2 separate regions of the Homo sapiens genome follow, and region 2 is linked to region 1. The links are chromatin loops, found by intact Hi-C in ENCODE. Cell type or tissue: natural killer cell. All regions are shown on one strand. Links, peaks and the distances in the headings refer to the core of each region. The heading gives the core; the rest is flanking DNA.

Region 1 (5,968 bases), core at 1,303-5,302:
AACATATCCCAGCAGTTAGGTCTAAGTGACAGTCTCTGTAACTATGCAGATTACTAACAGGCATTCATTTTGCAAATGCTCCCACTTGATTGCTTTCATATTTCTGTAGTTTAATTAGGCTGGTAGGGCACTGTGAACAGCTTAAGATGTGCACTTGTCCAATAAGACTGATTTCCAGTTACAGAACAATTCCAAAAATCAAGTATGCTTATAAAGAAGGTATTATAAGCCAACAAGGACACAGTGTGCCAGGAAGGATTAAGTTACCCTGACTGTACGGGAGTGGGGCAAGGGGAGGCAATCACTCACATTTTACAAAGGTAGGAGCGTAGGACTCAATAACTGTCTCTGGTACAGGTACACCATGTGGTGCTAATGAACCATATGGTCCAAAGAAAGGCTGCTCTTTACAGCCTGTTACTTAATTTTGTTTTAAGCTCAAGCAGGAAGAAAAGCGTAGACTTTTCTTTTTCTAGCTCTAAAAACTACACAACCTTGTGATGACAATGATATTTTCCTTTATATCACAAAGGCAATGTGACTGCTCCTTGGTTATAGAATGAGTACTTTAAACCTGTTTATTAGTGGGCTACTTTGCATTTTCATTCCAGGAAACTTTGGAGATTAAACAGTGAACCTACATCAAGTCAGCCCTTCTTAACCATTATGCATTTTGCAAAATGGAAGGACAGTGGCTGGTATTAGGGATATAGCCTATAGCCACAGAACAGAGAAAAGTACTCAAGTGACAACCTTGAAATTTAGTCCTCTGGCCACTGACAACCAACCACTTTGCCATGAGAAACCAGGATTAGGAAAAAACTGAAGTCTTACAAGCCATATGAACACAAAGAATTAGAGCCTACCTCTTCCAAGTACTGGCCATGCTTCCAATAATATTCATAAAATAAGAGGATAGGAAAACCTTAGGTCATTCAGAAATGCTTCATCTCTCCTTCCACCTTCTGGTCATGCAGAACTGGCAAACCCACAGATCACTATGGCCAAGAGCAGAGTTGGGGCAGTATTCCCTGGTCTAAATGAAATCCTTTCAACTGCAGGGTGCCTATCTCATTCCATGATTATTTGTCCATATGTCTAACCTCTAGAATACTAGTTCTTATGTATCTTCAGTACCTAGTACCTGGCATTCGGTAGACATTCAGTAAATATTTGTTTAACCAATGAATGAGTGAATGAATGAGGACTGCAAAATAGCTAACCTTCACACAAGCAAGAACAGTTGACTGGCTAACTTACAGAATCTCATTAAAAATGCACACTTGTCTTAAACGTTGCAAATTGAGAAATTGAAAATCTTCCTCTCCTATAGTCAGTCAGTTAGTATTTTGATGTCAATGTGAATTTTTCTCTATATATGATAAACAATACAATAAGCTATAATATCAGAGTGGATGAGTCTTCTCTCTAGCCCAATGCCTGAATCACTTTCACATTTCCCCCTTCCTCTTAGCAAAATCAGGTAAATAATTTTGCTTGTCTTATAATATCAACTGTGTTGTACAATGATTAGCAAACAAAGTTCAGGAGATTGGCCTTCTTGATCATGTGCAATGCAAGCCTACAGTTTAGTAGTGTTGACTATGTTGATGCTAAATGGAATTATTAGAAGTATCCCAAAAGCCAACATAAATAAATGCATAAATAAGTGTAGCTGGATTCTCTCTATATGAGCAATTGTTCTGCTATCATATTTGGAAAAGCTCTTCTAGGAAACAGAGAACAAGCTGGTTGCTGCTTCTAGTAGGTATGGAAATGTGATCCAGCAGCCAAGAGCCCAGCTCTGGAGCTGGACTGCCAGGGCTCAAATCTTGGCCCCACCAGTCACTAGATTCATTACCTTGGAAATTTATGTAACCACTCTGTCTCAGTTTCCCCATCTGTAAAATGCAAATAAACATACTTCTCCCTCATATTTTTGTGAGGATTAAGTACATTCGCATGTAAAGCACTTAAAAGAATACCCCACAGAGAAAGGCTATAAAATACTTTCTTTTTCTTCGTTGAGATATAATTTATGTATGTAAATGCACAGATTCTATGTAAACAGTTCGATGCATCTTGACAAATGTGTACACTCACATGACAATCACCCCAGTCAAATGTAGCTCACTGACTTTCTTAGAAAGTTCCCTAGTACCCCAATCTCACCCCTATCCCTCCAGGCAAGCCTGATTACTTTTCTTTCCCCTATAGATTAGAGAGAATTTCATATAGATGGAATTATACAATGCATGCTCTTTTGTTCCTTGTTTTCCTCACCCAACATAATGTTTATGTTTTATCCAGTAGGTTGTTCTGTCTTTATTGCTGAGTAGTAGTTCACTGTATACCACAATTTTTATATCCATTCTACTCTTGATGGACATTTAGGTTGCTTTTAGTTTTTACAGAATATTTGTTTTTGAAGAACTTCTATTTTCCACACATTCTTTAGGTATTTCAGAATATGTTACGCTCTGGAAATATGAATTGGGATGTGCAGGTGTGATTTACCCACACGGTAGTTTGTTTCCTGTGGCCCTTTCTCTCCCTCCTAATCTTCAGAGCCTCTTTACTTATCTGTTGTTCTTCACAGGGATTTAGAAAATTGTTGGCTTCAGGCCACAAAATGGGAGACCAGTGATGACTGAGTCTCAAAAGGGAATAACAGGGCAACCAGAGCACCGTGCGGTCACTGATGGTTGAATAGGATTTGATTAGCCGGGCCCTGTGCCACGTAACAGCCGGTTGCTGCATTTTGAGAAAAATCACTTGGCTTTTCTTAGTCTCCAATAAAAGTAAGAGTTACATTCGCATTTGACTTCGTATGTTCATAGTACAGGAACATGAATGAAAACATAAGAAACAAGAAATGTGAAAAACACTTGGAAGTTTGAAAGTAGTGCAAGAAAGCCTGACGTACGTGAGCGTTGAGCTCTGCCCGCTCTGAAACCGATTTTGCCTCAAGCAGCTTGCGAGTTACAGAAGCGTCCGTTGGCTGAAAATTCGGCTGAAAATTTTGTTATTCAGTGGCTACAATAAATGTAATCCCATTTATGGGAAAGGCTGGCCGGTTCTTGAAAGTACTTGTGCGAAACAAAGACCCTAATTCTCATTAGAATTCACCCATCAAAACTCAATGCCGCAGCCCGTTCTGACAAGGACATCTCGAGTTGAGGATTATTTGCTGTCTTTAACCATCCATTTATCAGTGTCCGGCCCGGGAAAATAGTTTATCCAGAAAGCGAGGGTCTCCCCCGCTACTTAAACCAAATGGAACCAAACAGAAGGAAACAATTTGTTCTCGGGGACTCAGTAGAGTCCTCCGTCGCAGTCTGATTTGACTACTCTGTTTCCATAGCAACAGACGAGGCGTCCTCGAACCAGCGAGACGTGCGGAACATGATGTGCTCGCAGGAGGCTGCAGCTGGGCGCTCAGGAACGCTGTTTTGTTTTGTTTCTCAAAAGCCACTGAAGTATTCAGAAAGAATCCAATCAAAATTGCATTTAAAATGGGTGGGGAGGGGGTTGTTCTTTTCTGGCCTTTCTGATGACATGAGGATGAAATTAATTTCTGAAATGCGTTCTCCTTCCTCTTACCAGTAATACCAGGAATATGCTTGAGGGGAATTTTAATCAGGTTAAAGGTTTTTACCTGTGCCTCTGCTGAGGTGTATAGCACAGACAGCGACCAGAAATGAATGGCAAGGAAACGCACAGATCCCGATAGTCTCCCCAGCAACTGGCTGGGGATCTGTATGGGCCTGAGAGGACAAAGGCAGAGATTTGGAATCTGGAGGTGGCTCCAGAATATCCTGTGTTGTCTCGCTAACTAGATTAGGAGAGGCACTCAGGAAGGCATTTTACCTCTTCCTCTTTTTATAATAGCTTTTGCAAAATGCTTCATTGCAAACGTAATCATATTTGTTGTAGAAAAATTCATCATTTTAAGAAGAAAATAAGAACTTTACCCATGTCCCATTACAAAAATATATCTAGTGCTAATAATCCATGATGTATCGCCATTCGATGTCTGTGTGTGTGTGTGCGTATGTATGTGTAACACTTTTTAAATGAGATCACACTACTGTGATTTATTTTGAGGAAGCTTTTCCCCCTCCCCTTTAGTATGTCAAGAACATTTTCCCACATTAAATATTCTTTTACATCATCATTTTAAAATCACTGAAGGGCATTCCATTATATGAGGAACCATAATTTAACTTATCCCCTATGGTTGGCCATCATGGATATTTCCTATATTTTATGACTATTAACAAATGAGCAATAAATATTGTAGTCAAATACTTGCACAAATTCATGACTAGTGATGATTTTTTTTCTCGCGAGACATACAAAAAGTGCAGAGACACATAGAGATTTGTCTGCCAACAGCATGTTTCCTATCTTATGCCAGGCCTCTGGACAAAACCAAATGATCAATCATGGAATAGATAACATATTTCCAATACAAAGTCAGACTATTTCCAGTACTCAAAAGCTCAGATTCTGCTAGCAAGGAAGAAAGTCACTGACATTGTACACAACAAAGACACCCAGTTATATCTGTCCACTTAAATAAAAAGATGGTAGTTGAAACCAGTCAGCAAGCCTGGGCTTATGTGTGATTTCATACACTAACCACTGGCATCCACTTTGTATTAATAACAACCTTTGGCAAATGACATACCAGGTTATCCTCATTGGATTAAAGATGAATTTTCTAGTTGCAGTGTTGGAACTATAAACGGTTTATGTCTTCAGTAGCCTTTTACACTGACAACACAGATGCTTTGGGTATGAATAAGACAAAAGCAAGTTTGCCCGACCATCCTTGCCCTGAGTCCAGGAAGAAAAGAGAAGTCCTAGCCCTCAGAGAATCAAAAATTATGGTACCAGTACAGTTGGATACAAGGCTGACAGCTGGGGAGGGGTGAGCACTGTGTAGATCTCTGAGGAATTAGGTTTGTTTACCCAATCAGGGGATAGCCAGCAATTTCACCAGCAAAAGCTGAATCCAGAACTGTGTGTCCTACACCATCAGCTTACCCACAGGGGCAACCATAGATTCTCCTTTGCGGGGAGGAGGGTAAACTCCCTGTACTCATGGTTCACAGACAGCAGCATACTCTATACATGGTTCTGTTCCTTGCTCTTTTTTTTGTTTGTTTGTTTGTTTGTTTGTTTAACATATCCTAGGGCTTTTTCCAAATCACTACATAAAAACTTTCTTCATTCTTTTGTATATATCACATGCCTCTACTATAATTTATTTCATAGTCTATTTATTTAGTGTCCCATATTTTACAAAAAACAAAAACAAAACAAAAAAAAGCTGCAGTGGCCAGGCGCGGTGGCTCACGCCTGTAATCCCAGCACTTTGGGAGGCCGAGGCGGGCGGATCACGAGGTCAGGAGATTGAGACCATCCTGGCTAACACGGTGAAACCCCGTCTCTACTAAAAAAATACAAAAAATTAGCCGGGCGTGATGGCGGGCGCCTGTAGGCCCAGCTACAGGAGAGGCTGAGAAGTGAACCCGGGAGGCGGAGCTTGCAGTGAGCCGAGATCGCGCCACTGCAGTCCAGCCTGGGCAACAGAGCGAGACTCCGTCTCAAAAAAAAAAAAAAAAACATGCTGCAGTGAATAGCCTCTACCTATGTCGCTTCCCACAGGTGTGACTATACGAGTATATTGCACAAGAGTGAAGTAGGCAAAATTTTCTCCTATAAAGGAGAAATTGCTAGAAATGGAACTGCTGAAACTTAGTGCATGTACATTTGTAATTTTGAAATAAATTGACAACTTGTCCTCCATGAAGATTTGACTAATTGATATTTCCACCAACCATACACAGTGCAGTATTTAACTAAACTTTTAGTTTATAAAATGCAAAGGAAATGGTACCTCAGTGTTGTTTTAATTTACATTTCTCTTGTTTAATGAGGTTGGACATCTTTCTGCATG
Region 2 (5,968 bases), core at 891-4,890, 250 kb after region 1:
ATTTGTCTTAAAAAAAAATGATACCTTAATTTTTAAATACCGTATTGCTAAAAAACGCTACTGATCATCTGAGCCTTCAGCAAGCAAGTAATAATAGTTTGGCTGGTAGAGGGTCTTGCCTTGATTTTTTTTTTTTTTTTTTATTTTAGAGACAGGGTTTTGCTCTGTCACCCAGGCTGGAGTGCAGTGGTATGATCATAGCTCACTGCAAGCCTCAGACTTCTGGGGCTCAAGTGATCCTCCCACATCAGCCTCCTGAGTACGTGAGACCACAGGTGTGCACCACTATGCCCAGCTAAATTTTTATTTATTTATTTATTTGTAAAGGCAAGGTCTCCCTTTGTTGCCCATGCTGGTCTCAAACTCCAGGCCTCAAGTGATCCTCCTACGTTGGCCTGAAAAAGTGCTGGGACTACACACATGAACCACCACGCCCAGCCGTGCCTGGATGTTGATGGCTGCTGACTAATCAGGGTGGTGGCTAAGGCAATTTCTAAAATAAGACAACAATGAAGTCTGCCATATTGACTGACTCTTCCTTTCATGACAGATTTCTCTGTAGCATGCAATGCTGTTTGATAGCATTTTACTTACTGTAGAAATTCTTTCAGAATTGAAGTCAATCTTCTTAATCCCTGCCACTGCTTTATCATCTAAGTTTATGTACTGTTCTAAATCTTGTGTTATCATCTCAACCACGTTTGTAGCATCCTCACCAGAAGTAGAGTCCATCTCAAAAAATCACTTTCTTTTCTCATCCATAAAAAGTAACTCCTCATCCTTTCAAGTTTTATTATGAAATTGCAGCAATTCAGTCACGTCTTCAGTCTCCACTTCTAATTCTAGTTCTCTTGCTATTTCCACCACCTCTGTAGTTCCTTCCTCCAGTGAAGTTTTGAGCCCTGCAAAGTCATCCATGAGAGTTGGAATCAACTTCTTCCAAACTCCTGTTAATGTTGATATTTTCACCTCCTCCTATGAACCATAAATGTTCTTAATGGCATCTAGAATGGTGAATCCTTTCCAGAAAATTTTCAATTTACTTTGCTCAGATCCATCAGAGGAATCACTATCTAAGGCAGCTATAGCCTTATGAGATGTAGTTCTTAAATAATAAGACATGGCCAGGTGCGGTGGCTCATGCCTGTAATCCCAGCACTTTAAGAGGTCTAGGTGTGTGGATCACTTGAGGTCAGGAGTTCAAGACCAGCCCGGCCAACTTGGTGAAACTCTGTCTCTACTAAAAATACAAAAATTAGCCAGGTGTGGTGGCGCACGCTTATAATCCCAGCTACTCAGGGGACTGAGGCATGAGAATTGCTTGAATCCAGGAGTCAGAGGTTGCAGTGAACCAAGATCATCCCACTGCACTCCAGCCTGGGTGACAAAGTGAGACTCTCAAATAAAAAAGATGAAGAAGAAGAAAGAAGGAAGAAGAAGGAAGAAGGAAGAAGAAGGAGAAGAAGAAGGAGAAGAAGAAGGAGAAGAAGAAGAAGAAGAAGAAGAAGAAGAAGAAGAAGAAGAAGAAGAAGGAGGAGGAGGAGGAGGAGGAGGAGGAGGAGGAGGAGGAGGAGAAGGAGAAGAAGGAGAAGAAGAAGAAGAAGGAGAAGAAGGAGAAGAAGGAGGAGGAGGAGGAGAAGAAGAAGAAGAAGAAGAAGAAGAAGAAGAACAACAACAACAACAACAACAACAACAACTTGAAAAATTAAGATCAAGGAAAAATTATTCCTTAATCCATGAGCTACAGAATGGATATTGTTTTAGCAGGCATGAAAATATTAATCTCCTCATACATCTCCATTAGAGCTTTTGGGTGACCAGGTGCACTGTCAAAGAACAGTGATATTCTGAAAAGAATATTTTTTTCTGAGGAATAGGTCTCAACAGTGGGCTTAAATTGTTTAGTAAATTACGCTGTCAATAGATGTGCTGTCATTTGGGCTTTGTTGTTCCACGTATAGAACACAGGTAGAGTAGACTTAAAATAATTCTCCTTCTTTGAGATAGAGTCTCACTGTTGCCCAGGCTGGAATGGCACAATCATGGCTCACTGCAGCCTTGGTCTCCCCAGGCTCAGGTGATCCTCCCACCTCAGTCTCCCAAGTAGCTTGGACCACAGGCACACCCACACCTGGCTAATTGTATATTTTGTAGAGACTGTTTTTCGCCATGGTACCCAGGCTGGTCTTGAACTCCTAGACTCAAGTAATCCACCCACCTCAGCCTCCCAAAATGCTGGGATTACAGGTGTGAGCCCTCATACTTAGCCAACGTAATTCTTAAGGGCTCCAGGATTTTAAACATGGTAAATGAGCATCAGCTTCAACCACATGTCACCAGTTGCATTGGCCCCTAACAATAACGTCAGCCTGTCTTTTGAAGCTTTAAAGCTAGGTGTTGACTTCTCCTCTCTAGCTGTATAAATTCTAGACAGCATCTACTTCCAATTTAAGGCTGTTTTGTCTACATTGAAATTTTCTCCAGTGTAGCCACCTTTATCAATGACCTTAGCTAGACCTTCTGGGTAATTTGCTGCAGCTTCTACATCAGCACTTGCTACTTTAGGTAGTACTTTTTAAGTTATGTCAGTATTCCATTTTATGGATATACCATATGTCGTTTATTCATTCATCAGTTGATAGACACTTGAGTTACCTCCACTTTTTGCCTACTATGAATAATGCTGCTATGAACATTCATGTGCTTTGATATATAAATCATACATACTGTTTTGTTGCATTTATATGAAATTCAAGAACAGGCAAAACTAATCTACAGTGGTAGATGTCAGAAGAGTAGTTACCCAGGGGCAGGCAACTAGTGTTTACTGAAGAAAGGTACCAAAGAAATTTTCAGGAGGAATAGAAACATCACATATTTTCATGTAGGTGGAGGTCACAAAGAGGTAGGTAACTTAAAAGTCATGGAATAATGAGATACCACTTCACATCTATTAGAATAGCTATAATCAAAAAGATAATATTAATTAATTTTAATGCTTAGTAATAATTGGCCGGGTGCAGTGGCTCACGTCTGTAATCCCAGCATTTTGGGAGGCCATGGCGGGCAGATCACTTGAGGTCAGAAGTTCAACAATGGCCTGGCCAACATGGCGAAACTCTGTCTCTACTAAAAATACAAAAATTAGCTGGGCATGTTGGTGCGTGCCTGTAATCCTAGCTACTTGGGAGGCTGTAGCAGGAGGACCCCTTGAACCTGGGAGGCAGAGGTTGCAGTGAGCCAAGATCATGCCATTGCACTCCAGCCTGGGCAAAAAGAGTAAAACTCCATCTCAAAACAACAACAACAAAAAACAAAACAACAACAACAACAAAACTTAGTAATAATTGTTAGCAAAGATGTGGAGAAATGGAAATCCTTGTACATGTTAATGGGAATGTAAAATGGTGCAACCGCTCTGGAAAACAGTTTGGCAGTGCCTCAAAATATTAAAAGTAGAGAACCATATGACCCAGCAATTCTCCTGGTATGTAGCGAAGAGAAATAGAAACACATGTCCACAGGAACACAATTGTTCATAGCAACATTATTCATAATAACCAAAAGTAGAAACAGCCTAAATTTTCATCAACTGATGAATGGATAAATAAAATGTGGTACATGCACAAAATGAACACTATTTGGCAAAAAAAAGGAATGAAGTGTTGATACTTGCTGCAACGTGGATGAATCTCGAAAACATTATGCCAAATGAAATAAGTCAGTCACAAAAGATGACACATTGTAAGATTTCATTCCTATGAAAGGGCCAGAATACTGTAGTGAGCCATGATGTCACCACTGCACTCTAGCCTGGGTGACCAAGCAAGACCTAGACTCAAAAAAAAAAAAAAAAAAAAAAAAAAAACAAGGGCCAAAATAGACAAATATTAAATATATGGAAAGAGCAAGTAGACCAGTGGTTCCCAAGAACTGGCAGGGTAAAGAGAAAGGGAGGACAGGAGCGACTGCTAATGGGTACCAGGTTTCTTTTAGGGTGATAAAAATTTTCTAAAATTAGACTGTGATGATAGGTATAAAAATCTTTAAATATAGGCCACATGTGGTGGCTCACGCCTGTAATCCCGGCACTTTGGGAGGCCAAGGCAGGCGGATCACCTGAGGTCAGGAGTTAGAGACCAGCCTGACCAACATGGAGAAACCCCATCTCTACTAAAAATACAGAATTAGCAGGGCCTGGTGGCGCATGTCTGTAATCCCAGCTATTCGGGAGGCTGAGGCAGGAGAATTGCTTTAACCCAGGAGGCGGAGCTTGCGGTGAGCCGAGATTGCGCCATTGCACTCCAGCGTGGGCAATAAGAGGGAAACTCTGTCTCAAAAAAAAAAAAAATCTTTAAATATACTAAAAACCATTGAACTGTACACATTAAACAGGTGAATTTCGTGGCACGTTAATTATATCCCAATAAAGCTATTTTTATTAAGCCATTGAGCAATACATTTAAAATTTGTATATTTAAACATATGTAAATTATACTCTAAGGTATTGATCAAAAGACATATTATGAACCACTAAAAATAAAGTAAGAAGATCTAAGTAATAGAATCGTGGAATTTTATGGAAGGATGAGGTCTTGGAGGTCATCTGGTCCAGTATTTTGACTGGATAAATAAGAAAACTGAAGTTTGGGGAAACATGACTTGTCTATTCTCGATGGCACAACTGAAAAGAAAGTCAAAGAGTAAATTTGATGATGGGTTGCCAGGATATATACTGAATATCCAAAAACAGGTTTCTAGTATAACATGTATAGATTGCTATATTCAAACACAGAAGTTCCAGAAAATACCTGCGCTCGCGTATATAAAGCAATATTTGTTGGAAAGTATTAACTGGTCTTCTTAGCATGGCCTGTCTGACACATTCTCTTTTATGCAAGTCCCTTAAGAATAAGACTTCAAGACTGGGCGCGGTGGCTCACGTCTGTAATCCCAGCACTTTGGGAGGCTGAGGTGGGCAGATCATGAGGTCAGGAGATCGAGACCATCCTGGCTAACACAGTGAAACCCCGTCTCTACTAAAAATACAAAAAAATTGCCAGGCGTGGTGGCGGGCGCCTGTGGTCCCAGCTACTCAGGAGGCTGAGGCAGGAGAATGGTGTGAACCCAGGAGGAAGAGCTTGCAGTGAGCCGAGATTGCACCACTATACTCCAGCCTGGGCAACAGAGCGAGACTGTGTCTCAAAAAAGAGAAGAATAAGACTTCAGTGGAAAAGGATGTAAGAACAAACATCTTTTATGTGTGCCACTTTAAACCATTCCACTTTCCCTTTCCAGTTGTTATCCATTTCTCTGGATATTGTTCTTTTCCATTGCTTCTGATTGAAAACATTTTAAAATAGTTAGAAAGAGTTCCAAAGAAGTCAAATAATATGTAGCAATTAATGACTAAATATAAGGAATGCAAAGTTGGATAATCCAGAGCAAAGATAACTTGATTCATTTTAGAATCATCTTTCAAACATAGTTAATTAGGTATATACTTAACTAAGTATTTCCTGGGTCTCTTAAAATGAAATTCTTCAGGATGCAATATTTCTGTCACCTCCTAGGATATCTGTAAATATGGCCTTAGAATTTTATACCAATAAATTTAGAGAAAAAACAAGACCATGAAGCTGTAGAGTGGATTTCCTGGGATTTATTCCCTGCTCCATCACTGAATAACTTATTTGGTTTAGAGATATCTATTAATATTTGGTCTCCTTGGGCCAATGTTCCCAACTCCGTAAAATAACATGATATAGGATTGTTCTAAAAATTAAATGAGATTTGTTTCTGTTTAAGACGATGGAAGAGCTATAAGCTTTTTGTTAGTCCCTCTGAAACTTTATTAAAATGACAGTAAAAGTTATTTTCAGGGTATAAAAGTGCAATATTGAAGAGAAAGAAAGGAAAGCCATCAGCAAACAAGTGATTTTATCAAGCTTTTGGAAAACACTGAGTT

What was found. A loop is a pair of places that touch in the nucleus more often than their neighbours do. Peaks named below come from ENCODE experiments on the same cell type or tissue, not always from the same donor. Only the 100,000 strongest peaks of a DNase experiment are listed, where the experiment ranks them.
Region 2: it touches region 1 in a loop (2.3-fold over the local background); 1 of 110 quality-filtered maps calls a loop at or near these places.

What each region holds. Positions count from the first base shown.
Region 1 is chr9:84,269,089-84,275,056 of GRCh38, reverse strand. No RefSeq gene overlaps it. Among named protein-coding and RNA genes, the nearest start is that of SLC28A3-AS1, 6.1 kb to the left of the region's middle. In natural killer cell, for the core only: no CTCF peak of the experiment used is centred there; a DNase peak (open chromatin) is centred at 3,396; H3K27ac peaks cover 329 bases.
Region 2 is chr9:84,021,875-84,027,842 of GRCh38, reverse strand. No RefSeq gene overlaps it. Among named protein-coding and RNA genes, the nearest start is that of RMI1, 44 kb to the right of the region's middle. In natural killer cell, for the core only: no CTCF peak of the experiment used is centred there; no DNase peak of the experiment used is centred there.